Regions from separate parts of the Mus musculus genome. Here all the other regions are linked to region 7. A link is a loop called in an ENCODE intact Hi-C map of the cell type or tissue named here. Cell type or tissue: heart. All regions are shown on one strand.

Region 1 (4,000 bases), 280 kb before region 7:
TTGTCCTTCAAGGAACCCTGCCTCTGGTGGCTTTGCAGAGAAGTCTCAGCCCAGCAGAGGAGAAAGATGAGTAAGGGGACTAAGAACATTTCTCAGAAGTTCTGACCACTGTGCAGCGTACAATTCTCGGATGAAGGTTGAGATGTTTGCTGTCTGATCCTGAAATCCCAGCTGCTGTTCCACAGCAGACAGAGAGCCTTGTGCATCTAAGTTAGGCATGAGGTAACCAAAGGCTGGAACTATTGTCTCTGCGTACTTCAGCCTAACTTGCTTCAGAATAGAGATTAGAGTCCAAGAGTCAAAATGATCACACAGAACAGGGAACTGTTTTCAAGACACAGGGGAGTATGCCGGGGGCGGGGGCGGGGGCGGGGGGGGCGTGGCACAGGGCAACTAAAGGGATAGAAAGAGGCACAGGAAGAAAAAAGGCCACTTTAGGATCAGCAAGAGAAAGACCTCCAGCCATTGCTGGCCATAGGGATCTGGCTGAAAATAAAACTAGGTGGAAATTGAAACATGTGTACAGCCCAAGTCAGACTTATGAGAGAATGCACTATCTGTGTTTAAGGGCCTTGGAAAATGACTTAGGGGCCTTGGAGAAGTGACTCGGGGCATTTGAGTTTTGTGAAGCTGGAACTCTGCAGATCCTGACTGGACTCCCAGTCAGTGGGAGAAGAATTCAAGGAGAGGGTGCATCCCAGCAGTCTGACAGACAGAGAACTGTAAGGGACACGACACCACACTGTGAGGTCAAACACCAGAGAGCTCTGAGCAGTGCTGCCTGCTGCCTGCTGGCTACTGTCTGAAGGGCTGCATCTCTGGCCTCACTGGGGCTTGTGTATTTGAGGATAAGGCTCCCTTTCCTGCCATCTTTTAAGTTGTGTATTATAGAGACTATAAACTATGCACAAAAATAAACACACTAATCTAATAGACCCCTTTGTACCTATCAACTATTTTCAACAACTATAAATCCACAGTCTTTCTTACAGGCATTACATAATTTCATCTAAAATAGTCCATGCTGCATTTCTAAAGCATAAATACTGTTTGGGCTAGAGAGATGGCTCAGCCCTTAAGAGCACACACTGCTCTTACAGAGAACCCAAGGGCAGTTTCAAGCACACACATCAAGCAACTCACTATAGCCTGTGACTCCAGCTCCCAGGATCCAAAGTCTCCAAGAGCACCTGTACACACATGTATGTTGTGTATACCCAAACATACCCAAACATAGAACTAAAAATAAACTGAATATCAAAACAAGCCTTTAACCAGACTTCTTTTCTATTGCCTGTAGTGCTGGCAAGCATCAAGTAAGTGCTCAACTTTGCAACCCTTTCCATCGGAGGACTGTGGTTTCTGTAGAACTCTACCCTCCCCCCCCCCCATCCCACATAGAGAGAAAACTGAAGCAGGTTCCCCAGGAAAGATGCAGTCCACACCCTCGCCGTCGAGTTTTTCTCTGTAGTGATGCAGCATACATATGGGAAACAGAAAGGGTGGCACCTAGAGGAGGCAAGCACATTGGCAATATACAGAGAAAGTAACCAACAAACCCCGAATTCTGCATGATGCCCAGAGGAGCTGGGCCTGGTGCCAGGAGCTGAGACATGCTTCCATTGTCACTGGCAGATGACAGATTTAGAAACAGACAGGGGATCCTCTTATCAAGAGGAACGCTGTCAGCTGAGGTCATTCGCATTTCAAAAGTACAATCAACCCAACGTGAGCTGGGGGTATTAAACATGATTTTTCTCACCTTGAATGACCCCTTCTCCCTACATTAAGCTGCCTATTTAGATCATTTAAACCGTGCGGCAGCAAATTGAAAACATGGGCTTTCTGGGCTGTGTATTTTCTTTCTCGTGTTGGAACATTTCCCTTGAGAACCCCAGGTCTCATGATCATGGCAAAGAAAGTCCCACATGACTTTCTGATTAAGCGCTTCGTGATGTGCACGTACAAGCTGATGAATCGATTTTTTCTTTCTTTCTTTCTTTCTTTCTTGGCTAAAGTGCAGCATCTGCTTCGAAGAAACACATTGCGCTGCCACTTCTCTGTCAGCTGCTTGATCTGTTTGTCAACAAAACCGAGTGCAAAGGGATTGTACTTCTACAAAAGTAATCTCATCTCAAAGCAGCTTGTCCAAAGATTCTACAAGGCATCACAATGACCCCAGATGACATTATCTATCTGCCTGATTGCTAGATGTGGCTCTCTGCAGTCACAAGTCACTAAAGGACTCAAATATGCATTTTCCCTACTGCTCTGAACTAATGCTTCCTGCTGTGAGGGTTGGGATAGCGTCACATGCCAGCTTTTAGATATTTGTATTCACTGACTGATTTAAAATACAGACCGAATACCAAAACCAGTCACTATTTACTTTAATATCAGTAATCCTGACTTGATCAAAAAATATTCACAAGAATTTCTCCCCCCCCCCCCGCCAGTTTGTGTATGTTTTTGCCATTCCTTTGAATTAATGCATTACATCAAAGTGTCTAGCTTTTTTTTAAAGAAGCTTTGTTATAATTTCCTTTGACCTCTTTTATGTGCATCCAAGAAAAGGCCCAGAGCAGCAGCTTTCTCTGTTCTGGCCCCAGGGAAAGCCTTGGGGCTCCTTGGAGGCTCTGCCGTTCCCACCACAGATTCCCAAGAGAGAGAGAAAGGCTACAGCTTCCCCTACAGATTCCCAGCCATCCACCTTCCCCACTGGTAAGCCAAGTATCTCAGACAAAATTAGATAATGGAGCCGACCTTACTGTTCCACTGCCAAACCTCCTTGACTTTCTGATGAAAATATGGAACAGATAACCCTGTGGGTGGATGATTCTCAGTTCAGAAAAGAACACCAAACATATTTTAAGAAGAGGTCATTTGGCCAATAAAAGGGGGGAGTGGATATTCACTGACGATAATTTTGTCTAATTAAACTCCCTTCCCCCCCCCACCCCACCCCCAGGAGGCAGAGGATGAAAAACAAGACTTCTGGACCAGACATTACAGAGACAAGAAAGGCCATTTGTCTCCCGAATCATGTGAAGGGAGACCGTTGGCCTTTGAAGCCACTGAGCAGTAGCAAACTATGAAGCCAGCCGGTCCCTCCCCTTTGAATAGCTTCTCTGAAGGTCTCGTCTGACTTCCTCATGGCAGACTGTCTGATGTGGGGAGTCGGTGGTGTGGTCTGGAGAGCAGTGGCTCTTTCAGAATCACGCTAGCTTCCTGGGAAGCCTTGATGGTGTACTAGCTGGCAGATCTCCACCTTCATACCCAGCTCCACTCAGCAGTGGCTCCCCCCCCCCCAATAATTTGTGGAAACTAACTGAGCAGAGGAGGCAAGTCAAGACGTTTCAGTGAGCTTCTGAGGTGACGAGGGCCTGCAGAGAGTACAGTGCCTGGCCTGTTTCACAGCAGTGAGGTCTGCTCACACCTCAGCAACGACAGACCTCTGTAGACTATGAAGGTGTTAGACTTAGAAAGAAATAGTGACTTTTCATTTTATAGATCGTTTGGAATTGTTTTTAAAATGAGAAAGACGCAGAGGGCTGCATGCTGCCATCCAGTCCAGTTTTAACCTCCTTACCGAGACTACAGAAAGCAGAGCTAGTGAGGTGGCTCAGCAGCCAGGGGCTTTTGCTGTTGCCACTCAAATCCATTTCAGGATAGCAAGGTGAAAATTAGATTTAAAATTAAAAACCTGGAGAAGTCTCCATGGATAAAGGTCCGTGTTACCAAACTCAGTAACCTGAGTTCAGTCCCTAGAACCCTCGTAGTGGAAGGAAAACACTGACTTCCTCAAGTTGTCCTATATGCCACCTCCACGGGGATAAATAATGCAAAGACGTGTCAAAGACTGTGGAGATGGTGGTTTCACAAAGCGTGTCAGATAGGTCAGACAACTTGGTTTCCATGATGTATCTCATGTCACTTGTATAACCATGGATGCAGGAGGCATTTCCATTTCTTATTTGGACTTCCTGGTGTGTTTAATGCT
Region 2 (4,000 bases), 890 kb before region 7:
GATGATGGGAGCAAAGAAGTTTCTTCTGAGAGCTGGTCAGTAGAGGCTGTGAGAGGGAGGGAGGGCTTGGCTAGAGCTGCCTGCTCATGTTTGTCTTTTCTGTCATCTGAGACACTCTGAACTTTGAGAACAACAAACAGTTTTGCTCTAGTGACTTCAGGTTATTTCTTAAGTCAGTGCTCCTACAGCTCTGTTCACCTCTAATGTAACACTAACTGTAAATTCCCCTACACGTTTACAGCTGCCCTCCAAACCCATTGAAACTTCAAAACATTTGTCATCCTCCTCTCACTCAAAAACATATCTTCTTAAAAGTTATGAAGGGGGCGGGCTGGTGAGATGGCTCAGTGGGTAAGAGCACCCGACTACTCTTCCAAAGGTCCGGAGTTCAAATCCCAGCAACCACATGGTGGCTCACAACCATCTGTAACAAGATCTGATGCCCTCTTCTGGTGTGTCTGAAGACAGCTACAGTGTACTTACATATAATAAATAAATAAATCTTTAAAAAAATATTTAAAAAAAAAAAAAGTTATGAAGGGGCTGGCTTGTGGTTCTGTGAAAGAACTCTTGCCTCACCAGCTCTAGGTTTGCTCTGTAGCACTGACAAAATGAACGGATGGATGAATGAATAAAAGTATGGGGACTTTCTGATGTCACAGTAATACCATTCGGTATCTTAGTAGGAATTGGGGTACAGATACAGGCATTTATTACAACTTGAAAATTTACACTCAAGAGTTACACACTACGGCTGGAGAGATGGCTCAGCGGTTGAGAGCACTGACTGCTCTTTCAGAGGTCCTGAGTTCAATTCCCAGAAACCACATGGTGGCTCATAACTATCTGTAATGAGATTGATGCCCTCTTCTGGTGTGTCTGAGGACAGCTACAGTGTACTTATATAATAAATAAATCTTTAAAAAAAAAAGAGTTACGCACTTAGATATATGTCAATAGAATTTTGGAAGAAATGACTAGCAACACCTGCTCTAATTGATAACACATCAACTTAATTATTCAGGGAAATCTCTGCTGATGACTATAATTTACTTTTTAATGTATAAAAATAATATGACTTGACAAATTCAGAGGGAAATTAATAGATACCATAATTCAAGAAGAGCTACATGTTGATAGATTAGATGGTGTGCATAGTTGAATCCCTTCCACGTTGCCTGTAATTTTCTGTTTGTTGGCTCTGATCTACTGTGGTCCAGACTGGCCTACGTACCCTGAGTTCCGGATCCCAGTGCAGGAATGATATGTGTGCTTGGTTGAGCCTGACTTACATTTTCAAGTTTCCATTAAAATGTTGGAAAGATACCTAGAAGTATGATGTCACTTAGATGAGCAGAAAAACACTGAGTGTTAATGTTTGAGTGTTTGGCTAGATCAGGCCCCACGTGTGTATGGTGACTCGGTTCTGTCCATACTACCATGGAGCCTCTGGTTTAACCCAGTGGCCGGTACCGCTGATTCCCTTAGTTCTATGGGAACATTGGTTCTACAGAATGAAGCTATTTGGCAGACAGAACCTTTTTTTTTTTTTTTAATCTTAAATTTAGCTTTATTGGGGGCTGGAGAGATGGCTCAGTGGTTAAGAGCACACACTGTTCTTGCAGGAGACCTGAGTTCAGTTCTAAGCATCTAGTTGGGACGTGGTATTCCTTGATTGTTTCTGGTCTTTGTATGGTGGCTCCTCAGGTAGCTAAGGAAATCTCTAATTGCTATGTTAACTACAGACAGAGGTCTAGCTCCCTGGGAAGAACAGTACTGGTATCCCTTTTCCTGTGTAAAAGAGATTAATGCCAAGTTTAAAATGCCAAGCTGACTCCAGTTGAGTCTTCATGAGCCTTTATAGCTTTGTTCTGCCAGACATCTCTCATCACTAGCCCGACCTCAAGTGGCATAATAGTTGGATTGGACGTGCCCCACCATGATATCTTTTAGGGCTGGGGAACTTTCATTTCTCTTTGTATGCTCAGCCCTAAGCCTTCTGCCTTCCTTGTTCTGGGAGTGATAAATAAATCACTGTTTGAAGGCAAAATGCAAATTTTTTTGCTCTGTAAAGCCAGGCTTCTTGTTGGCCAAGTGTGTTCACATTGCCGGCAGAGGGCGCACTTGCACTGGTGGCAGAGGACCTTCCTGAGATAGATTTTGTCAACTCCACCCGAGTCAGTTCTTGAAGATTTTACTTTTTAAATTGGAAAGATTTTGACATTCATTGGTGAGCCTTTTCATCTCACAGAGTAAATGGGGGTTTATGGAGCTGGTCCTTTAAGCTAGAAAGGATGTGGCTGGAAAAAAAAAATCAGCTGCTCTCTGAAGTGAGCTTTAGGCATGCACTCACGGTGGGAGAGGTTGCCAGCAGGAGAGAGTTCCCACCGCTGTTTCACTATATTCGAGCATTTGAATAGAAATATTTAGGACCTGTGTTCTAGCACCAGTACGCTTTTGTGTGTGAATGTCATACAATTCAATGTGTAATGTTCAGTTTCTTCTAGACCAGCAGTTCTCAACCTTCCTAACACTGGGACCCTCTTAATACAGTTCCTCATGTTATGGTGACCCAACCATAAAATTATTTCCATTACTACATCATAACAATAACTTTGCCACTGCTAGGAGTTATAAAGTAAATATCACTGGAGATAGAGGTTTGTCAAAGGAGTTGCAACTCACAGGTTGAGAACTGCTGTTTAGACAAACAGTACAGCCCACTGTATGGTTTCAAAGCATTCAAACTGCCTGGGCTACAGTTCCATTTGTCTTAAACCCTCTGTGCCTTTGTCTCCTTCCCATCTATAAAAGAGGTTAATAATTACCTGCTGCAGCGGATTAATTTCAAGGTGACATGAGTTCATCTTTGTGAAGCTGTGTTATGTGACAAGACACCCTGGGGAGCTGCAACACAAGTCTGCTCACCTCAGAGAGGGAGTTCACGACAGACAAAGTCCAACTTGGTGAACTACTTAGTTTATTGATGTTACTTACAGGAATATCAGTGAGGGGTGACTTAAAGGAGCAGAAGTGACTCAAAGACAGAATATCACTAAAGCAGCATGGGTGACAGCAGGAAGGTTGGGACCAGGCTGTGAATATATGGTATAGGGAGTGTTTGAGATTAGAGTCGCCTATGGGAAGGGGGATTCAGCCCATGAGAGGCCAACAAGAGCACACATCCTAGGACTTGGGCCACAGAGTCTGGAGGGTCAGCTCCAAGGATCTCCTAGGCAGACTGAAGTAACTCAGAGATGGGCCACAGAGGCCATGAGTTGGTCGGTATTAGAGGCCCTACTTGGGAAAAAAACACAGAAAACAAAACAAAACAAAAAAACCCAACAACAACAACAAAAAACCCAAAACTCAGCCCTTAAAGAAATGCTAGTGTAGGGCTGGAGAGATGGCTCAGAGGTTAAGGGCACTGACTGCTCTTCCAAAGGTCCTGAGTTCAAATCCCAGTAACCACATGGTGGCTCACAGCCATCCTAATGAGATCTGATGCTCTCTTGTGATTTTTTTTTTCGGTTTATCAAGACAGGGTTTCTCTGTATAGCCCTGGCTGTCCTGGAACTCACTTTGTAGACCAGGCTGGCCTAGAACTCAGAAATCTGCCTGCCTCTGCCTCCCAAGTGCTGGAACTAAAGGCGTGCGCCACCACCGCCTGGTCTCTTCTTGTGTTTGAAGATATGTACTTACATATAATAAATAAATCTTAAAAAAAAAAAAAGAAAGAAAAAAAAATGTTAGTGTCAAGAGATGAGTTGCAAGCCTTTCAGCCTGAAAAAGGAGCTAGAAACAACCAGTTAAAGAGGGTTCCTGAAAAAAAATGACCCAGAATTCTTTGGGACGCAGGAGCAGGGAGGTGAGGCTAGGACAGGTTGGAAAATCTGCCAGAGAGAGAAGGCCCTACGCCCTGACCTGGCATTCCTGGGATGTCCAGGAATCCACTGAGGGCTGTGATAAAATCTTGTTAGGACTCTGACTCCCTGGAGCC
Region 3 (4,000 bases), 87 kb before region 7:
CACGCAGAACCTTGATTCGGCACCATGAGTCTACATTAACCTCGATTACTTTAAAGAGAAGTTTCTTTGGTTAAGGTGAAGGACAGTCCTAATCTAGAGTCATCTCTGACATGTTCTTAGTCTCTGCAAGGTCTCTGAGCACCTGGACACCCACCCTGATTCAATGAGAAATAAACACTTGCCATAGAGAAGGGACACAAACACCTTCATGACTTCATGTTCAATTTTAATATTGCCAGCTGTCAGCTGGGTAGCAACTGGTGAGGTGTACCCAAGCTCTTTTGGCTGAAGGCCTTTGTGGTTCATGTATACCTCTGTACCATACCTGGAGGGAAGCTGTATTCTTTTATCATTTGAGACAGAGTTTGATTCAATAGTTGAAGCTGGACTGAAGCTCACTCGGTACTCTAGGTTGACCTTGAACTCATGGCAGTCCATTTGCCTCGCCTCCAAAGTGTCAGGACTGCAGGCATTTGCCTCCATACCTGGCATGCAGCTGGTAGGTCAGTTTTGCACAGTACACCTACCTTTGCTTTTGACAATCCCTTTGCTAGAGATTTCTCTGTAGCCAAGAAAACCCCTCTTTCTGTTTCTTATGGCAAGCGAGGAATCTCAGCAATTCCGTGTGACTTTATCTTGTGTCCTGGGGGCTGTGAAGGAGAGAGTGGGTTGGGTCTGCACTCTCAAGGCACCTCTGCTGCTGTGTATGTATCTGGTTTTCTAGAAGAGCTAAAGGTCTGTGTAAATCCAAGTCGTGACTACCATGCAGTCTGCCCTCTACACAGCAGCAAGGCCCATCCACCCTTCTGTGCTGTCTCCGTGTAGACTGTGGTGGGACTTCCTTTCTACACTGTGGTCACCTGATATTAAGGGCACAGCCCAACTGGTCACAGAAGTCTCATATGCATAGGTGCAAAAGGACCTTGTGAATGGTGAGAATATGTGAAGGTTTACTGCACTGGGTCTAATGGACAGGATGTGTGTATGAAGACTGAGATTAACACACACATAGACACACACACATACATATGTATGTACATATGTATGTAAATGTCACTTTAAAAAGAGAGATGAGGCAGGGCAGCAAGAGGGCTCAGGGAATAAGGACACTTGCTGCCAGCCCTGAGTTTGATCTTTGGGATCTATGTAATAAAAGCAGAGAGCCAAGGTCCTCAAGTTGTCCTTGGTCTTTCCCATGTGTGCTGTGGCATGCACAAGCCTACACGTGCACATGAGTAAATGTCCTTTGGTTAGGTTTCTTTCTGCTTTCGCTTTTCCTTGAGATCTAACTCCACATCCTGTGTTTTCACTTGGGAGTTTGTTTAGGTTCCCTGTCCTGCAATGCCTGCTGTGTATGGTTTCTGTGTGGATGAGTGGAAAGGAGAAAGCAAGGCAGGAAGCTGTGCAAAGCTGGTGACAGAATAATGCTGCCCATGTTCAGTAGTGGCCATCAGAGCAGGCCAGGGCTGGAGAGAATGGGTTACGCTTGGCACAGAGCCCCAACAGGGCCTTTTGTCTCCAACTTCTGTGCCTTTTATTTAGCCCCCTCAACTGTACCCACCTAGTCTGTAACTGCTTAGAAGCCCACCGTGCCTGATACATACAAAGTGGGTTTATATCATTGAAGAGCTGCTGGAGCCATGTCGCGTACCTACTCAAGTGTGGCCAGTCATCACCAAGGCTGCATCTTGGAAGAGACATGTGGCTTAGTTCTTGAAGTGCTTGTCAACTGTAAAGGAGTTTGTAAAGTATGGGTCCCAGGGATATGTTTGTTTGAAAGGATGGTGAGAGAATGGGGTCTGATACGCTTCAATGCTCTAACATTGCAGAAACTAAAGTTATCAGATGAGCCTGTAGAAGCCAAAGAAGATTACACTAAGTTTAACACTAAAGACTTGAAGACCGGCAAGGTATGTGTGTCCAGGTGTGGTGGCATGCTGGCAACTCCAGTGGCAGTGTGTCCCCAAGGATGGCTGCACTGTTGACTGCACTTACACGTCTGACCAGGAAAAGTGATCAACTTGCATTTCTAGCAGCATAATTCATTGAGAATAGTTCACAATAGTGAACATGTTAGATTGTGCCAATCTAAGAAAGCCCTGTCAGACAGACTGGGCCTGAATCTTACCCTGTGTCCATAGAACAGTGGATGAGAGGGAAGCAACTTCAATTTTTTTTCAATACTCCTGCCAAGAAGATTCTCAGAAATTAGAGTAAATAAAAAACTTCCCAGTCCCGCCATTCAGCGTTCTCCTGCAGTGTCTGCTGAGTAACTTTTCTTGCTGGGTTTTGTTACACGTATCCTGAGTCACGTGATGCATTTATAACCTAGGTCTTGGCTCTGCCCTTTCATTTAGCATTACATAAGTGTGTACCACTAACCCTCCCTCACTACATGGGGGTGGGACATGGCACACAGTCATGTAATTTTATCACTTCCTGTATTTGGACATTCCGGTTAGTGACCAAGGTTTGTTTATCTGCTCTGACCACTTTATTACCCACGGTGAAAAAGACTCAGAGTTCAGAGTTTCAGGCAATTGAAATAGACAGCTAAAATACTTTCCAGAAAGGCAAGGAAACTAACTCCCAGATGCTGCCAGCGAGTGTCCTTCCTGCATCCGTGCCTGCCCTGAGTGCTACTTTTATTTTTGAAATTTTTGTTTGTCAGGTGAGACATTCCCTTAACTAGAAAGGTCTGTTTTTCCAGGTTGCCCATTGTCTCTTTGCATTTGTACAAACTGTCAGTTGGGACCCTTGCTTGTCTCTGTGTTGTGAAAGCAATGCTTTTCTGTTTGTGAGAATGTATTCCAGATAAAGGCTAGTAACTCTTTTCATGACACATTCAGGGTACAAGAAAATTTCCAGCATATTTTTAGCCATTTTGCTTGTTTTTTTTTTTTTAACAGTTGTAATTATTTTTTTTCCTAAGTTTAGATATATAGTTTACATTTCTGTACAGTTTCCCCATTTTTTCTTCATGCTTGCCCATCCCAAGAAACATTAACTCCCATTTAGATTTTATCAATGCATAATCCTTATATCATTTTTGTTGTTGTTGTGTTGTTTTGTTTGCTTTGTTTTGTTCAATTTTATTCCTTGGGCTTTGATAACAGAAGAAATTCCAATGTAAGTTTTGCCTAAATAGCTCTTTCTCCCAGCATTCTGTGAATTCACAGACTGATTCACAAAGTCATTGTGAATTATTCATCATTGGATGGCTGACACAGGTGGGATGCCACCATTGCTGCCGTGTCTGTTCATCACTGGATGACTGACACAGGTGGGATGCCGCCATTGCTGCCGTGTCTGTTCATCACTGGATGGCTGACACAGGTGGGATGCCACCATTGCTGCCGTGTCTGTTCATCACTGGATGGCTGACACAGGTGGTATGCCACCATTGCTGCCGTGTCTGTTCATCACTGGATGGCTGACACAGGTGGGATGCCACCATTGCTGCCGTGTCTGTATGGTTGTTGCATTTAATGCACCCTCAAAATGATTCCCAGAGGGAACCATCCTTGGAGCATGCAGCTCCTCGGAGTTGGGTATGCTTTCCTCTGCACCCCACTATCACATCTGGATCCTGAGTGGGCAGCAGGGTTGTTTGAGCTCTGCCACTCACGTGCTCATTGAACCAAGATTCAGGCTTGTGTGATTTGCATGTACGATAGTTTACAAATATTGTAAGTCTCTCTTTATTTTTATTAACAGAAAAATAGCAAAATGACTGCAGCTCAGAAGGCTTTGGCTAAAGTTGACAAAAGTGGAATGAAAAGTATCGATGCCTTTTTTGGTGCAAAAAATAAAAAAACTGGAAAGATTTGAAGCATCGAAAATAAAATCCAGTGAAGCAGAAACAGAAACTTGCCTCTTGCCTATTCTGTCTTGTCTCTTCTTGCCGCTGCCCCGACCTCCCAGACCCTAAGTCACTACGCTGAGAATCAAGGTACTTTCGCATCCTGCAGACACTTGCTGCGCTGTGACTTTGTGTCTG
Region 4 (4,000 bases), 110 kb before region 7:
CACATTCAGTTCACTCTGATGGGTAAGGTGACCAAGCGGTCCTTGTAAGGCATACAACTTCTCTTTGTTCCTTCTCTCCTGCAGGGGGCCTTCTCCACTTTGCCACACCCATGGATCCATTGTTCCTGCTCCTTCACTATCTCCTAAAGGCTGGCAAAGAGGTGAGCTTCCCATGGCGGGTGTCTGAAGGGGAGCACAGAGACACTGCTTCTCTTTTTCAAGGTGCACTTCAGTTGTTAGAACAGGTGCCCCACATGTAGCAATGAGGGTCGGAGTGCCCTTCCCTCCCTGGAGAAGCAGCACCTTGATGGTGATCAAGTCTGATCAAGTTACTGTGACTTCAGTGGCCTAGCTTGCCACTCTGTACCACAGTGGTAGCCATGCATAGCAATGAAAACCTAGCACTAAGTGCTTAGCTGTGAATGTTAAGAATTCAGCTAGGAAGGGAAGATTTCCCCCGTGGGTGAGTGTCTGAGAAATAGGTAAACTGGGTTCTGCCTAATAAATGCCGACTAATGGGGAGCTTAGGTGTGTGTGGTTGGGACGTGAGGACCCAGAGCAAAAGCACTCCTTTCTCTCAGCGCTCAGTCTCAGGCTTTCCGTGATGGTGTCTGTGCCCAGAGGTGTACAACAGCAGAAACTGGGTGAGTGCACTTCCCTCACAGGGAGCCCTGAAGACACTGCATTCAGGCTCCAGATTTGAATAAAATCCATTGCTTTTAGTACCTGAGCAGGGATATCAGGTTTTTTACTTGTTTAGTTGGTTGGTTTTGGTTTTGGTTTTGGTTTTGGCTTTGGTTTTGGTTTTGGTTTTGGTTTTGGTTTTGGTTTTGGTTTTGGTTTTGGTTTGTGCATGTTTAAGAAGATATCTTTTATATGTATGTGTGCCTGGTACCCATGGATGCCAGAAGAGAGCATCACTGCTCTGGGAACTGGAGCTACGGGCAACTGTTAGCTCCCAGATGGTTCTGGGAGCTGAATCCAGATCCTCTGCAAGATCATCAAATGTCCTTGACCTCTGAGCCGTCTTTCTAGCTCCCACCATCCCCCAAAGCCAGGATATCTTAAGTGAAACTGGCAATTTAAAAGCTGTAAGAATATGGTAAAAGCTGGGGTGCTTTGGTGTCCCTGCCTCAACACCACCAGCTAAGGAGCCCCATCTTGCTAAACATCATTTCGGTTACCAGCATCATGCCAACCTCATGGGAATGCAGGTAGCCTTTTAGAATTACTATGAATATAGATTTGAGCTTGGAGTTCTCTTAAAGGAGAACTGGGAGCACTCAAGTTCTTAAAAATCAGCTCAGTCAGCTTAAAATCTTTGAGTTCACAACTTTAATGAGTATTGGTTGAACTGCTTAGATAGAACTATCTATTTCTTGGACTTTCATATTTACTTATACAGTAAACGCTTCTGGTTCATTGTATTTGGTCTTTAAACCGAATTCTTAAAATTTATTTTATAGGCTAACCGACTTTGTTATAAACACTGACAGTCACAAAGCTCGCCTTCTTCCTGCTTTGATCTGTACACTTTCTGCTCCTCCCTTTGCTCTTACCTGAGAGCTGCCATGACGGTCAGTACACTGGGATCCACACACGGTAGTGAGGCTATTACCACTCATGCCTCTGAGCCACAGAGACTATTGCCAGGAAGCTGAGGGAGGAGTCAGCTTGTGCACAAGGCGGATGTTCTCTAGGGGAAACTAACAGGGAGACGCGCACCTCAGCTTAGTACAGGGCACTGCCTCCTCATCTCCTGTTAAGAGCAAGACCCGGTTTCAGTGCTCCTCAGTCTGGCCTTCTAGGAGCTACTAAATTCAAGGTGACAGATGCAGAGTGAAGCAGAAACGTTGCCATCCAGAGCCCCTGTGCCTTTTCTTCTTAAGTCCTGGATGTGTAACACTTGGGTGCCTAATGTTTCTTCCCTACATTTAGATGGCGTCGTGTCTAATTTAGTTATTAAAATTTTGTTCCCACTTTTAAATTTGACTTGTTCTTTTTAAGCACAGCCTTTCACACCAACTCTTATTAACTTTATATTTAAAACATATTTCTTGTTTTGCTCTTTTGTGGACATGTAGCAAAGAAAATAAAAATATAATAACAATAATGAAACTTCTATCGAGACTATAGTGCCATTCATGTCAGTATTATTTAAAACAGCGAAGTATAAAAATACTGGTTGATCATGGGAAACAAAACTTTAAAATAGAAACCTAAAGAATGCAACACTGGGGAGCCTGGGCTAGATGGAAGAGCATTTCAGTCAGGCATTTCTGGCCTTCTAGCCTAATGGAAAAATATAGCAAGTTATCACGTGTACTGTGAAAGAAATGACAGGATTCACCTTGAAAACCAGAGAAAATCGATCAGTCACACTGTCTGTCTCTAGGAGTTCAGTCTCAGAAGCAGAGATGCAGAGCAGGACCTGGGCAGACAGTGAATCTACTCCTAAGCCTGGCTCCCTAATCAGACTGTCTTCATCAGATACGCCTTCCCCTGCCATTAGTGATGTTAAGAGAAACTGCACCTGAGAATGTCTGCATGGCTCACTCCTAACAGCCAGGCTATGACAGCTTGTCTGTCTGGCCTGTCTTAGCCTGCCTGTGTCTTCTTTTTACTTATGTCTCAGCTGCCTTTTCCTTTATTTCTGTCTAATTTGGAAGCCTCATCTGATGGCTCTCGGAGGAATGGATCCACTTTGGGAATTTTTCTTTTTGGAATAGAGGACTTTTATTATTATTATTATTATTATTATTATTATTCAGTCCTGGAGTGAAGACAGGGAAACAGATGTATATTCTGGGCCTGGGCTGGGCTCCTTCTAGGCCTGTGTGACAGTGGAACTTGTGCCTTGAGTCCTCAGCTGGCTCTTTTTTTATGTGGAATAGCTGGACCATCCTCAGATGGTCCCCACCATCTTTTCTGTCCTGTTTCTCTCTTTTTTTCCTGGGATTTTCTTTTCACACAGGGACTGTGCCCTCGAAGGAGCTAGCTTGCTCTTTAGAGTGCCCTCCTCACAAGATGAGCTCAGGCTCGACCCTTGAGCCTGTCGCAGTTTAGAGGCTCCCTCAGTGGAATGAGGAGCTCAGGTTCTAATATAAAGATTTCCTGTGGAGTGCTTCTTTGTTTCCCTCTTCTTTTTGTGTGAAAGCTCTGTGGCTCAGCCGTTGGCCACCTGACTGACTCAGATGTCCCTTTCAGGGGAAGTATCAGCCCTTGGACCAAGTCGTGGTCGATGACACGTTTCCAGATTGCACCTTGCTGCTGAGATTTCCTGAGCTTGAAAAGTCACTTCGGCATGTGACAGAGGAAAAAGGTATGGTGTACAAGCCTTTGAAATCAGGCTGTGGCCGTGCGGATCTGTCTGTGAGCTTTTCAGTAGGGAGAGTTAAGGGACGGAGGATATTCTGGAGAAGCTAAGGTGGTTAGCCAGTTGTGGACTTGGAAGAGCAGGGGAGCTGAGCATGGGGGTGGAGCTAGAGGGGACCAGCTGTTTTGGTGTAGGACAATCTGCATCTGGTGAGGCAGTGGTGTTCGCATGAGGGTGAGTCAAGAATGACTCTGGGCCTCAGCCTAGCCCAGGAGACATACACCAGGAGACAGAATGTAGACCAGAGGAGCAGGCTGGGAGATAGTTATAGGTCCTAGTCACAGGTGTTCTGAAAGTAGGAAATGAGCGATGTGCACGTTGGTGCGTGTAGTGATGGGCTTCATAAACAATTCCATTCAAGTGTCTCATGCTCTTTGAGACTTCGAGTACTGTATTGAGTAAGAGTGGAGAGAGCAGACACCCTTACCAGACACCTTACCTCATTCCCAGTTTTAGGGGAAATACTTTGAGGTTACCCCATTTAGTGTAATACTGGCTGTCATCTTCCATGCATGACCTTTGCTATACTGAAGTATATTCCTTCTCTAAATTCTTCTTTATTCTTCATAAAAAGATGTTGGATTTGTCAGAGGCCCTTTCTGCATTTGTTGAGATGATCATGTG
Region 5 (4,000 bases), 1.1 Mb before region 7:
CCCTTACATCGAGTCTCCCTCCTCTGCCTCTTTCTTTCAAATGAATATTACAATATCGCCCCAAGGAGCCTCAAGCCCCCCACCGGCCTCAGCTTCCCAAGTACACCTGGACGCCACTACTCCAGATTACCACTATCGTTCTCTGTTGGGCACACAAATTTGAAGCAATTTGAAGTTTGTAGGCATAACACAGAACCAACTCCTTTTGCTTTTGGTTTCCGTCACTAACCCCGAGACCACAGAGAAGAATAAAAGCTGAAGCAAAAAGGGTTTTGATTTTTGTTGTTTTTTGGGTTTTTTTTTTTTGGAGTAAACATTGATGCTACTCCTTACAGTATCTTTGACACTCACTTATTAACACGGCATAACTAGCCTGCCAGCCATGACTGAGCGTCTCATTAAATATGATCTGTGACAGGTGAGAACGTACTCAGCACCCCCTAGTCGTGTTAAGGGAACAATTCAGGGCCTTGTGAATGCTAGACAAGCACAACACTACTAAGTCACACCCCAAGTTCTCTTCATATCATCATTTAATCAAAGAACCAAAAACAAACAGCCAAGTTTGCCCCCTTCCAGCCCATCTGTAATGGCCGCTTCAAAACACTGTAAAAAAGGAGCACAGATCGGAATGTCTGGTCAATTCTGACTCGGAAAGCAGATCGTCAGAATGGGTTGCCCTGAGAACTTATTTATGCTTCTTCGCTAAATTAGCCTCTTGGGAATCTCTCTTCTTCAGTTCTACCCATGACTGCCACAGCAGCAGGCCTGGGATCAGAACCCACAGGCCATTAAAAAACACCAAATAGACCCAGAGGTAGAGCCAGCTGCTGGTGTTGAGGCTGGGGCTTCCGACGAGCCACTCGGGGAAGAAGGTCATCCAGCAGCCATAGAGCTCACACACGCACAGGACAATCTGTACAAAGTGCCTGCGGGGAGGAGACATGAGATGAAACAGGCACAGCTTGGAACTCGGAGTTACAGCAGCTTTTCTCTAGAGCAGCACCAACAGTCTTACAACAGAAGTTTGTAGGCTCCGGCGTGGTGCCTCTTTGATGGGCCATGTCAGCTTAGACAGTGAAGGCGCTATCTTTCCTTGGGGAAGCAACACTGCTCTGTCCCCTGCACTGTTCTCAAGAGGACCTAGTGAGGTCACCTCGGACCTTCAAAGAGACCTGGGTATGGCTCTTGTCACCAGTCAGTTTCACCTGTTGCAAAAGGTGACAACAATCCTTCCTCAAAAGGTACCATGGAGAGTAAATGAAATTTGCTGATAAAGGGGCTTCATTTCTTGTGCCCGACTCACAGTCAACCATTGTTTGAGACAACACATATGTAAATTTGTAACGTGTCTGCAATTGTAGTCATGGGGCCAAAATAATAGCAAAGGAACCAAGAAAAGTTCATTGTTACTGCTAATCCTCTTAAAAGTGGTGGAGAAAAGGTCTCAGAAGCTGGGAGCACTCTTTCCTAGCTGAGATTTCACGATAAATCTTGTCTTAAGTCTTATGTAAAGCTTTGTCTTGTGGACAAATGTGCTTGCAACTTCATCCAAATGTCACTTGGGCAGCTAATGTCCCCCTGGACATTAGCTGTACGGGATCGGACTTACCTGTAATATTTCTCCTTGACTATGGCATAAATGAGGACCAACGCCAGGAGCCCATCTAGGACAACAGTCAGGATTTCCAAAGACACAACGGTGGGATCAGAATACAGCCATCTTGTGTCAGCCTTGCCATACTCTTTCCCTGAAGACAGAACACCCACGCTTAGTCTCTCAACTGGCAAACGTCTCTTGTTAGGTTTTTAGGCAGTGTGCAGACTAATGGGCGGCATCATGACAGTTGCAGACAAGCACATGAGTGTGCTCTGCCCATGCTCACTGCCCCACCGCCCTCTCTGGTCCCCCTTTCTGTGGCTCTCTTTCCTCCTCTAAGCAGCAACGTTCTGCGTTCCTGCAATATCTAGCTTGTCATCTAGATTCACAGAGACACGGTATTTGCCCATTGATTGATTGACTGGGTGCTTTGATTCTGATACTTACTCTTTTGAGTTCTTTATAGATTCTAGTTATTACTCTGTGCGGGAGGTATGGCTGGTGCAGATTAGCTTTCCTTCTTTCCTTCTCTCCTCTCCTCACTCTCTCACAGTAGAAATATTTAAACTTCACACAATCCCATTTGCCAGTTCTCGCTATTATTTCCTGTGTTGTTGGATGTCTGTTCAGAAAACCCTTGCTCGTGTCTTTATCCTGAGGTTGTTTTCCCTACAGCTCTCTCTGGCAGTTTAGCATTTCAGGACTTAAGGAAGGTTCTTGCTCCATTTGGAGTTGGTTTTTATACAAGGCGCTTGGTATACTGGAACTGAGTCATAGGTGATTGTGAACTGCCCAGTATGACTGCTGGGGACTGAACTCAGGTCTTCTGTAAGAAGACCAAGTGCCCTTAACTATGAGTTGCCACTTCAACCCCTATTTATTTTGTTAACTTTCATGGAATGCTTCATGAATTTACACATGATCATTGAACAGTGGCCAGGCTAATCTCTGCATGGTTCCTATTTTAGTGTATGTGCTGCCAAAGTGAGCACCTGATTAATTTTTAAATGGTAAAAGTCGTAGAAGCTGATCTCGAACTCAAATGTTGAAAGTAAAAGAGGGACCTCTCTCCCTTCAGGCATGCCCGCATGTGACGCTGAGAAGGTATAACTGGTTAGACATGAGCTCTGATGTCTGACTGATCAGAGCAGTCGGGAGCTCTCATCTAATCGTGGCCAGAGACAGGATGCCTTGGGACTAGTGACTAAGGTCTTTCAAGAAAGGCTATTTTAAGGGACGGGCCACACAGGTGAGGAGTCACCATGTAAGGCCACACACACCATTAGATTTTGGCAAGCCATCTGCCATGTTCAGAAATAACTGTAGCAAGTAGAAAGCCAGGCAGTATTGAAAAGAAAAAATCCCTAAATATAAATGTATAAATAAGAGGTAAAACAAACCAATCGCGGTATCCAAAATCTAGGAAGATCATTTTCATAAAATGTCAATGCTTTAGGAGGGAAGAGATTCGTGAATGCTTAGACATTACAAACAGAAACCCCAAACCACTTCTCTATCCATTCTTTTTGATGGTTATATATATTTTATGTGTCTGGGTGTTGGGCCTGCATGTATGTGTGCACACCCTGTGCATGCCTGGTACCTGGTGGTGGCCAGAAGATGGTGTGGATCCCACGGGACTGGACTATAGATGGTTGTGAGCCACTACGTGGGGGTTAAAAATTGACCCAGATCCTGTGGAAGAGCAGCCAGTACCCTTAATCGCTGAGGCATCGGTCCAGCCCCTTATCTAACATGTATTTTTTTTTTTTTTTGGTCTTATGGGGGCTGTCTCTGCTGGGCCTTGAGAATGTAGCCACGAGGCCATAAGGTCTGTCTGAAAGCGGCTCACACTAGGAAGGACAAAAGTGATGCTTAGATTAAAAAATGAGACCCAGGAAGACGCCCTGATGATTCTTCACCCTCCTCACCCTGCTGTCAGGAAGGTGCCTGACTCTCTGGACCTGCCACTGTGACATCAACCCCAGCTCAGGGAGGAGGCCACTGCACTAAGCCGGGACCCATGAAGGCTGCATCTGGGAAGACAGTAAACCCCAGCACCGTACCTACCGGTGGGCTTGGTAGGAACAGGGAGGGGTGAGGCGGATCCCCTAAGAGAACTCGAAGGACTCGGACTCATCAGACAACTCTACAGCCCACTCCACCGGAACAAGCACAGTGTCTGATCTCCATAATCAAGAGGGCTGATGGCTAGAAACTCTTCTCTATGGAAATACCGGGCGCCCTCCAGGTTTACTGCATGTCAAGGCGAGTAAGTTTTAAATTTACTTATTGTTTTTAGTGCCACTACTCTGGTTTGATCTGGGGACCAAACCTACTGTTTTCTGAAGGCTAGTCAAGCACTCGCCTCCAAACCTACTGTTTTCTGAAGGCTAGTCA
Region 6 (4,000 bases), 410 kb before region 7:
CTGTGTAAAGACTCAGTTTCACTGTCACTGACTGTCCCTATCGTCCCCGCTTCCTCTATTTTCCTTTATCATTCATTATTTTTTTCATTCTGAATTTTTTGTTTGTTTGTTTGTTTTTTGTTTTTTCCCGAGACAGGGTTTCTCTTTGTATCCCTGGCTGTCCTGGAACTCACTCTGTAGACCAGGCTGGCCTCAAACCCAGAAATCCTCCTGTCTCTGCCTCCCAAGTGCTGAGATTAAAGGCGTGTGTCACCACTCCCCCGCTGATTCTGTTTTTTATTAATTGAATTTGTGTTCAGTTTTATGTGAGTGTGTGTGTTTTCTAGTATAAAATTTACTTATTTTTATTTAAGATCTTTTTCAAAATTGATGTAATTTCCAAAAGGATATTTTTACAGTCATTTCTTACTATTATCCTCCATAAATGTTCTGGTATTTTGTGTACACCTCCCTCCCTCTCTCTGTCTCTGTCTGTATCTATCCCTCTTTCTGTCTCTGTGTCTCTGTTTCTGTGTGTGTCTCTGTGACTGTTTCTATCTCTGTGTCTCTGTCTCTTTATTTCTCTGTATGTCTGTCTCTGTATGTCTTTGTGTCTCTTTCTCTTTCTGTATGTCTCTGTGTCTCTGTCTCTGTCTCTCTATGTGTCTCTGTGGCTGTGTGTTTCTGTGTCTCTGTCTCTTTATCTCTCTGTCTGTCTCTGTTTCTGTGTCTGTCTGTCTGTCTGTCTGTCTCTGTCTCTTTGCCTCTGTCTCTTCCTCTTTCTCTCTTTTTCTCTGAATGGGCATTGAACTCTGATTCTTTTGTGCTCAGCAAATACTTTGCCCCTGAAATTCACCCCAGCCTTTGATGTTTTATTTTCACTCATCTCATGGCATATCTGACTTACCCTGTGATTTCTCCTTTGATTCACTCATTATTTAAGATTGTGTTGCTGAATTTTCACATATTTGTGATTTTTTTTTAAGTATCCTCTTGCTGTTGATTACTAATGTCATTCCATTGTGGTTGGAGAACACATGTGATATAATTTTGTTATTTTTAACCTTAGATGATCAGCTTTTTCAAGTGTGCTCTGATTTACACACACACTTTGACACAAAAGCAGACACACAGCGATAAATAACTGTAGAATAATAAAAACTCCACAGTATTTTAGCCTAATATATGGTGCACCCTGGATAACACCCAATGTGCATTTAAGAACATGCTGTGCTATTACATGTGTTTTACATGTGTTACATATGTGCTCTACAAATACCTGGTAGGGTCGCTTAGCTTTATAGTTTATTCAAGTGTTTGTTTTCTTGTTTGCCTTCTGGCCAGTTTATCTGTCTGTTATTGAAATCAGATATTAAAATCACCAGCTATTAGTAATCAATGTTAAAATGTCCCACTTCAGGGCTGGTTTGGGTTTATGGTTTGGGATTCTGTTATTAACTACATGTGTTAATAAATGTCATGGTTGTTGAAGAATTAGCCTTTATTTTAATATTGTATACCTTTTAAAACTTGGATTATCTTCTAAATGTTCTCTGGTGATTTGTCATAAAATTTTTACTTTTTTTTTAATCTTTAAGTTTACTATGGGTAAAATTTACTATAAGTAAAGTTTGCATTGAGGGTCTTTTCCAGTCCTTTTTATTCAGCTTTCAATACTTTTGAATTTGAAGTATTTCTTTGCAGACAGCATGTAAGTCTCAGAAAGGGTTTTAATAGATAAAAAGGGATAGTTTCTGTACACAGACATTGTGAACACAGATAAACAAAATTAACCGCCCCACCCCACCCCCAAGATTTTAGTGGCATTTAATGTATAATGCAAACTTCTAGGAGAAAATAGGATTTGCTGTATCCCCTTCCCCTGCCCAGTGAAGGTAGCTGCAGAATATTAACCTTTTATTGATAAGTGTCTTTTAGCAAGTGTTTTGTGAGGTTATGGAAACACTGACTAATATTTTTGTCACTGGCATATAAGTAAGAGAAATGAACTTAAAGGAGAAGGTTTTGTTTCAGGTCATGGATTTCCAAGCTTTCAGCCTCTGGACAGTTGGAACCCATTGCTTTGGGTGTGAAGTGAGGCAGACTATCATGGTGGCAGGAGTGTGTGGTCAGGAAGCAGAAAGAGGGAAGATGCACATTAGTTGTCCTCCTTCTTACTCCTCTTTTATTCCACCTGGGTACCACCCCTAATATGTTGAATGGTGCTGTCCACTCAGGATGGGTCTCCTTGACCCTTTATGGAAATGCTCTCAGAAACACACCTACAAGAATTTTTTTTTTAATGTCAGCCATTGTCTATTCGGGTGAACAATTGAAGTCACCATATTCAAGATAGCTACTGTGTCTGTGACCAAGAGGCCAAGGCTTTGAAAGGAATTCAGGGCTAGCAAAATAAAATTCAAGTCAACTGCATAAACTGAATTTCATATAAACAACAACTTTAGTGTTTGCATGAACAATACATATACTCTGATGAAATTTTGTTCATCTAAAATTTATATTTAGCTGAATAGCCTGTAGCTTTGGAAGGTAATGGTGGTACCTGGATTGCTCAAAATATACAGCAATTTCATAGGAAAAAAAATCTAACATTAAATTTTTCAGAGTAGTGTTCATTGGTTTTTTACTAGCAGAAGCCCATTGGCATGGTTGAGGGATTAGTACACAAAGTCACTTCACTCTTAAAAACTCAAGGATCTTCGTAACGCGAGGCAATACTACAACCAGTAGTGATGTATTTAAAAATAATCACAATAATGAAACTAATGATTATGGCTCCTTCACTATGTGCACCAATCCAAGAGATTTTCATTTTGTTCTCATTTAAACTTCGAAAGAGCCCTAAGATTCCCTGGCTATAGTGTGTGGGAGCTAAGCCCTAAAATTCCCTATGATAGAAATTCATAGTATGTAGGATTTGAGTGGAATGGTTTATGCAGCTTAGCTGGGATGATTGTCAGTAAGAAAGGGCAAAACTGAGAAAGAAAAGAATTGCTAGGAAAGGAGAATTGTTGTAGTTCAAAAAAATAGCTCCATTGGGGGCCCTGTGTCCCATCCAATAGCTGACTGTGAGCATCCACTTCTGTGTTTGCTAGGCCCCGGCATAGCCTCATAAGAGACAGCTATATCAGGGTCCTTTCAGCAAAATCTTGCTAGTGTATGCAATGGTGTCAGTGTTTGGAGGCTGATTATGGGATGGATCACAGGGCCCCCAATGGAGGAGCTAGAGAAAGTACCCAAGGAGCCAAAGAGATCTGCAACCCTATAGGTGGAACATCAATATGAACTAACCAGTACCCCCGGAGCTCGTGTCTCTAGCTGCATATGTATCAGAAGATGGCCTAGTTGGCCATCAGTGGAAAGAGAGGCCCATTGGTCTTGCAAACTTTATCTGCCTCAGTACAGGGGAACACCAGGGCCAAGAAGTGAGAGTGGGTGGGTAGGGGAGTGGGAGGGGGAGGGTATGGGGGACTTTTGGGATAGCATTGGAAACGTAAATGAACAAAATACCTAATAAAAATAATAATATTAAAAAATAGCTCATGCTAATGTATCATGTTATTAAGGAGTTCAAATTAACATTCCCTCTGAGCAGACCTGTGGAGGGTTCTATGAGGTCACTTTAAGATATAGAGCCTGGCTGGCTGCGGTGAAACTTCCTGGTAATCATAATTCGATGAGGAGGAACAAGCCACGGTCTAGCCTGGGCTGCAGTTTTCTGTAGTCAGGGATGGTGTGTCATGCTTATAATCCCAGCAAGAACTGAAAGTTCAAGAGAAGCCTGATCAAACAGGACTGGAGAGAAGGCTCAGTGTAAAACATTATCTTTAATAGCATGAGGCCCTAAGTTCAGATCCCAGGACCTATGGAACGAAGGATGCAGTAGTGTAGACCTATAATCATAGTGCCCTTACCTCAAGATGGGAAGTAGAGACAAGAGAATCCTTGGAAGATCATAGGTCAGGTAGCTTGGCACCCTGGCACTTGCAGAGATAAACAA
Region 7 (4,000 bases):
AATGCCTTTTGATAATAATATTGTATATGGCAGAGGACTAATTATCCCTCTTTTATGGTATGTGTTAATTTTCTCTGCCAGTTTCCCTAATTACAACTGCCACCCAAAGGACTACTCTTTGTAAATACTCTGTAAACATTTGAAAAGACACAGACAGCGTGTGCATGAGGAAGGCTGTCCCTGGCTTTCGAAGCTGTCTGCAAGATTAGCTGGCATCTCGTAGGTTTTTCAGATGCATTAGCAGCTGGGGAGGACTTGTTACTGTATGGGAAGACACCCCTCCGTTCCCATGACATCACGGGCTTCCCTGTATATTCTGGGATCATTGTTTTGAGAGACCAGTTTTTTGGCTTTTTGGGGGGTTGAGAGGGTTTTATTATTTTGTTTTGTTGTTTTGTTTGTTTGTGACTTCCTTTGTTGCTCTGAAGTGAATAGTCTCACAAATTACGGCAAACATATATGCTAGCATAACTCATACCCAGATATAAATGGAGTGTCTGCATTGTCCAGCAAGTTCCCTTGGTGCCCCTATTCAGCCACCCCCAACCTCTCCCACTGCGCTCCTCACTGTACCTGTAGATGGGTTCGCTTGCTCCTAAACTCCGCTCGCAGAGGCTCATACAGCACACCGTCTGCTGTGTCTGACATTTTAACTTTTAGCGTATACTCAGCACACAACACTTCAGACATCACCATCCTTTCAATTAGACAGGTGTTTGTAAATACAACCTCATCACACACACACACACTTCTGATTACATGTAAGCTGACCCAGCAAGACAGACTTAGCATCCTGTGCGATGAGAAACAAGCTTTCATTGTTTAGAGGATACCACATGCTTAAATAAGCTTTAGCTATTGGTTAAGGAAGCAATGCTGGACAAGGCATCTCGCAGGGGCAAGGATCTGCGCGGGCGGAGAAGTCCCACCCTTCTCTGGTTTGACTGACTGTTTTCCCTTTGCATCTGTGTAGCATTGTACGCTATCTGATTGACTCCCCTGGCGTGGCTAACATCTCACTGACAGGTGGCTAAGTGGGGATAAGTGGGCTAAAGGTAAGGCTGGGGTAAAAGCCAGGCTTTCCAGCCAGTCACCATGGGACTGGCTATTGGCCTTGCCATTTGGAACACTGGGGAGGGAAACTGTTCTCCATAGTAGACTGAGCAACAGGGCAAGACCCTGTCTTTAAAAACAAAACAAAATGAAACAAGAGTGTCGGGAGAGCAGCGTTGTGATTGGTGCTTGTAATCTCTAGGACAGCTGAGGCAGGGGAATGGGGAGCTCAAGGCAGTAAGACCCGTTCTCAGAAACAAACAATAATTATTAATAATGATGATAATGATAAATACAGTCTGAAACAAAGGCTCCACATTTCTTCCAGACCTATCTCAATAGTTATTAATTCAGCATGCAAAAGTCAGAGGAGCCAATCCCAGAAGACAGTCCATCCCCCTAAACAGCCACAGCGGACAGCCGTGCTTTAGACCCATCACAACAGCTACGGAAATCATTTGCTTTTAACCACACGCTGCGCAGTACTGGGTCCCGCACATTCCTCCTGGTTTAGGATAAATCACACAAAACTGCTGGGTTTTCACCAGTGGGTGTGAGCAATGTCATTAGATTCTACGTAATTTCCTTTCCTCCTTACTGTGACCCTGTAAAGTTGGTCCTCTTACCATTAACTCCCTCGAAAGACAAAACAGTGGTGCAGAGAAACCAGAGGTTTTCTTGTAGCTGCCACACTGCAGCAGCTTAGTGAATCAAGTGATATCCCTTTTCTAGGAAAGTCAATAATACTTGACTCTTTCAAAAATAAATGAGATGGATGGATGGATGGATAGATGGTAGATAGATAGATAGATAGATAGATAGATAGATAGATAGATAAAAGCTCTCTCAATCAGGTACACTGGAAGATGGAGTTTTGATTTGCATGTGGACCGGGACTTGGGCACTTACTCCTTTCATTTCGCATCAGCGCCTTCGCTTGGGATCCAGAAAGCCAGAAAAAACATAGGCTTTTTCCACAGTGAGGACGTTCACCCACGAGCCCAGCTCGCCTCCAGGCGGCGTGAACCTGCTCTACCTCATCCTCTCTTCAACTTGCTTTTTAAAATTTCAGTCGGTGGCCGACCAGGAATTGTTGGACGCGAAGCGCCATCGTGTGGCCAAAGTTATGTATACCTACAGATCCTAGTAAGGTAAGGGCGATTGATGTTCATAAATCTAAAAGCATTGTGATGTGCAGGGGCTCATTTGAGACCAAATTCAGTCTCTTTCGAGTTTAATTGAATCTGATTTACTTGATAAAGAAGAAATCAGGTGACCTGATTGCAAACAGGTCACACTGTACTTTGCAAACAACTGGTTGGCACTTGAATGCAGATGCTTTGAAAACCTGAAAAATGTTAGCTGCAATAGTGACCACGCCCACTGTGCCTCAGCTGCTGCTGTGAGGACTCCTGCTTCTGCTCAGACCTGATTCTACATCGGGAGCTAGATCCAGGAGCATCATCTACAGACAGGGAGGTGGCGGTCCGGGAGGGGACAGGCCTGTGACTTTGGGGGTGGGGTGGGGTATTTTCATCACAGTGTCTTCCTGAAAGTGATTTTCTTAAATCATTCTTCTTCCAGCAGCGCTTAGAAAAGCATTCTTAGAAAGTTTCTTCCACTACTGTTTTAAGTGTGTGACAAAATGAATAGCCTAGGTGATAATTAATATGCCTTCATTATAACCAGCTAATGATGACTATGGGCCCTGCACTCTGACAGGCAGTGATCATCTAATTATCACCTCAGCACTCTAAGTTAGAACGTTACAGCTGTGCATGTGAGGTGCACTGACGTTCCAGCATCATTACAGAACAGAGAGTCTGAGTCCAGCCTGGGTCTTATCTCAGGCAGACAGCGAGGCCAATGATGCCAGGCATGTTGGCACACATCTTTAACCACATCTTTAAGGCAGAGGCAGGATCTCTCTGAGTTCTAGGCCAACCTACTCTGTGCATTGCATTCTACACCTATCAGCTACATAATGAGGCTGTCTATAAAAGGGGGAGAGAGGCTAGAGGGATGCCTCCACTCACTGTCCTAGCATAGGAACCAGGTTTTAGAGCTAGCAGCTACATTAGGTGGCTCACAACTATTTCTATCCCCAGCTCCAGGGGGATCCGGTGTCCTCTGCCTCCCTAGGCACCTGCAGACACAAGGTCCACATAAACTCATGCACACACACACACACATGTATGTATAAACACATACGTATTTTAATTGAAAATAACAGAGCTAGGCATAATGGTTCAAAGTCATAATCTAAACTATTAGGAGATCGTAATGATAATAATTGTAATAACAACAACAATAGTAAAGTATCATGATTATACTAGCTTCATATTTGGGATAAATAAGACCTTACGTGTCCTCAGCACACCCACAATGCTAACTGCTTGCTTTTCATTCATCTCTCACATCCATCTTGCTCTTCTGCTCCAGGATTCACCGCAGTCCGTGTCGGGCATCTCTGATCACTCTGCTCGGCATTCGCGTCTCATGAATGAATTTAAGCTCTGAGTTGCTTCGATCCTGCCTCACAGCCTCCGGCACAGAGCATGCGCAATACAGCCTGTCTTAGTTAGGGTTTTATTTCTGTGAACAGACACCATGACCAAGGCAAGTCTTATAAAAAGCAACATTTAATTGGGGCTGCTTACAGGTTCAGAGGTTCAGTCCATTATCATCAAGGTGGGAGCACGGCAGCATCCAGGCAGGCATGGTGCAGGAGGAGCTGAGAGTTCTACGTCTTCATCCAAAGGCTGCTAGTGGAAGACTGACTTCCAGACAACTAGGGTGAGGATCTTATACCCACACTCACAGTGACACAGCCATTCCAACCAGGTCACACCTATTCCAACAAGGCCATACCTCCAGATGGTGCCACTCCCTGGTCCAAGGATATACAAACCATCACACAGCCTTAGCCCGAATCCCTCTCTTTTCC

The links. A loop is a pair of places that touch in the nucleus more often than their neighbours do. Peaks named below come from ENCODE experiments on the same cell type or tissue, not always from the same donor. Only the 100,000 strongest peaks of a DNase experiment are listed, where the experiment ranks them.
Region 1: a loop joins it to region 7, with 2.8 times the contacts of the local background. A loop is called at or near these places in 2 of 42 quality-filtered maps.
Region 2: a loop joins it to region 7, with 9 times the contacts of the local background. A loop is called at or near these places in 34 of 42 quality-filtered maps.
Region 3: it touches region 7 in a loop (2.1-fold over the local background); 2 of 42 quality-filtered maps call a loop at or near these places.
Region 4: a loop joins it to region 7, with 2.6 times the contacts of the local background. A loop is called at or near these places in 3 of 42 quality-filtered maps.
Region 5: it touches region 7 in a loop (5-fold over the local background); 13 of 42 quality-filtered maps call a loop at or near these places.
Region 6: a loop joins it to region 7, with 4 times the contacts of the local background. A loop is called at or near these places in 12 of 42 quality-filtered maps.

What each region holds. Positions count from the first base shown.
Region 1 is chr14:62,172,450-62,176,449 of GRCm38, forward strand. No RefSeq gene overlaps it. Among named protein-coding and RNA genes, the nearest start is that of Gm35419, 3.4 kb to the left of the region's middle. In heart, a CTCF peak has its summit at 1,527; a DNase peak (open chromatin) is centred at 1,612; H3K27ac peaks cover 1,609 bases.
Region 2 is chr14:61,569,446-61,573,445 of GRCm38, forward strand. No RefSeq gene overlaps it. Among named protein-coding and RNA genes, the nearest start is that of Spryd7, 15 kb to the left of the region's middle. In heart, a CTCF peak has its summit at 2,101 (motif pointing right); a DNase peak (open chromatin) is centred at 2,116.
Region 3 is chr14:62,368,643-62,372,642 of GRCm38, forward strand. Rnaseh2b (ribonuclease H2, subunit B) reads left to right here. Exons shown (of 11, transcript NM_026001.3): 10 at 1,830-1,910; 11 at 3,718-4,000. The coding sequence ends at 3,831. Among named protein-coding and RNA genes, the nearest start is that of Gm46457, 8.5 kb to the right of the region's middle. In heart, no CTCF peak of the experiment used is centred here; a DNase peak (open chromatin) is centred at 2,419; H3K27ac peaks cover 382 bases.
Region 4 is chr14:62,350,316-62,354,315 of GRCm38, forward strand. Rnaseh2b (ribonuclease H2, subunit B) reads left to right here. Exons shown (of 11, transcript NM_026001.3): 4 at 85-161; 5 at 3,208-3,322. Among named protein-coding and RNA genes, the nearest start is that of Rnaseh2b, 20 kb to the left of the region's middle. In heart, no CTCF peak of the experiment used is centred here; no DNase peak of the experiment used is centred here.
Region 5 is chr14:61,340,476-61,344,475 of GRCm38, forward strand. It overlaps Ebpl (emopamil binding protein-like), which reads right to left. Exons shown (of 4, transcript NM_026598.3): 3 at 1,613-1,751; 4 at 1-929. The coding sequence ends at 689. Gm25716 (a small nuclear RNA gene) reads right to left here and starts at 2,592; the gene lies at 2,489-2,592. In heart, no CTCF peak of the experiment used is centred here; no DNase peak of the experiment used is centred here.
Region 6 is chr14:62,045,873-62,049,872 of GRCm38, forward strand. No RefSeq gene overlaps it. Among named protein-coding and RNA genes, the nearest start is that of Gm35307, 13 kb to the left of the region's middle. In heart, no CTCF peak of the experiment used is centred here; no DNase peak of the experiment used is centred here.
Region 7 is chr14:62,455,503-62,459,502 of GRCm38, forward strand. It overlaps Gucy1b2 (guanylate cyclase 1, soluble, beta 2), which reads right to left and starts at 787. Exons shown (of 17, transcript NM_172810.3): 1 at 574-787. The coding sequence starts at 696. It overlaps Gm41172 (a long non-coding RNA gene), which reads left to right and starts at 965. Exons shown (of 3, transcript XR_874685.1): 1 at 965-1,055; 2 at 2,126-2,204; 3 at 3,496-3,678. In heart, a CTCF peak has its summit at 2,169 (motif pointing left); DNase peaks (open chromatin) are centred at 1,039 and 2,039.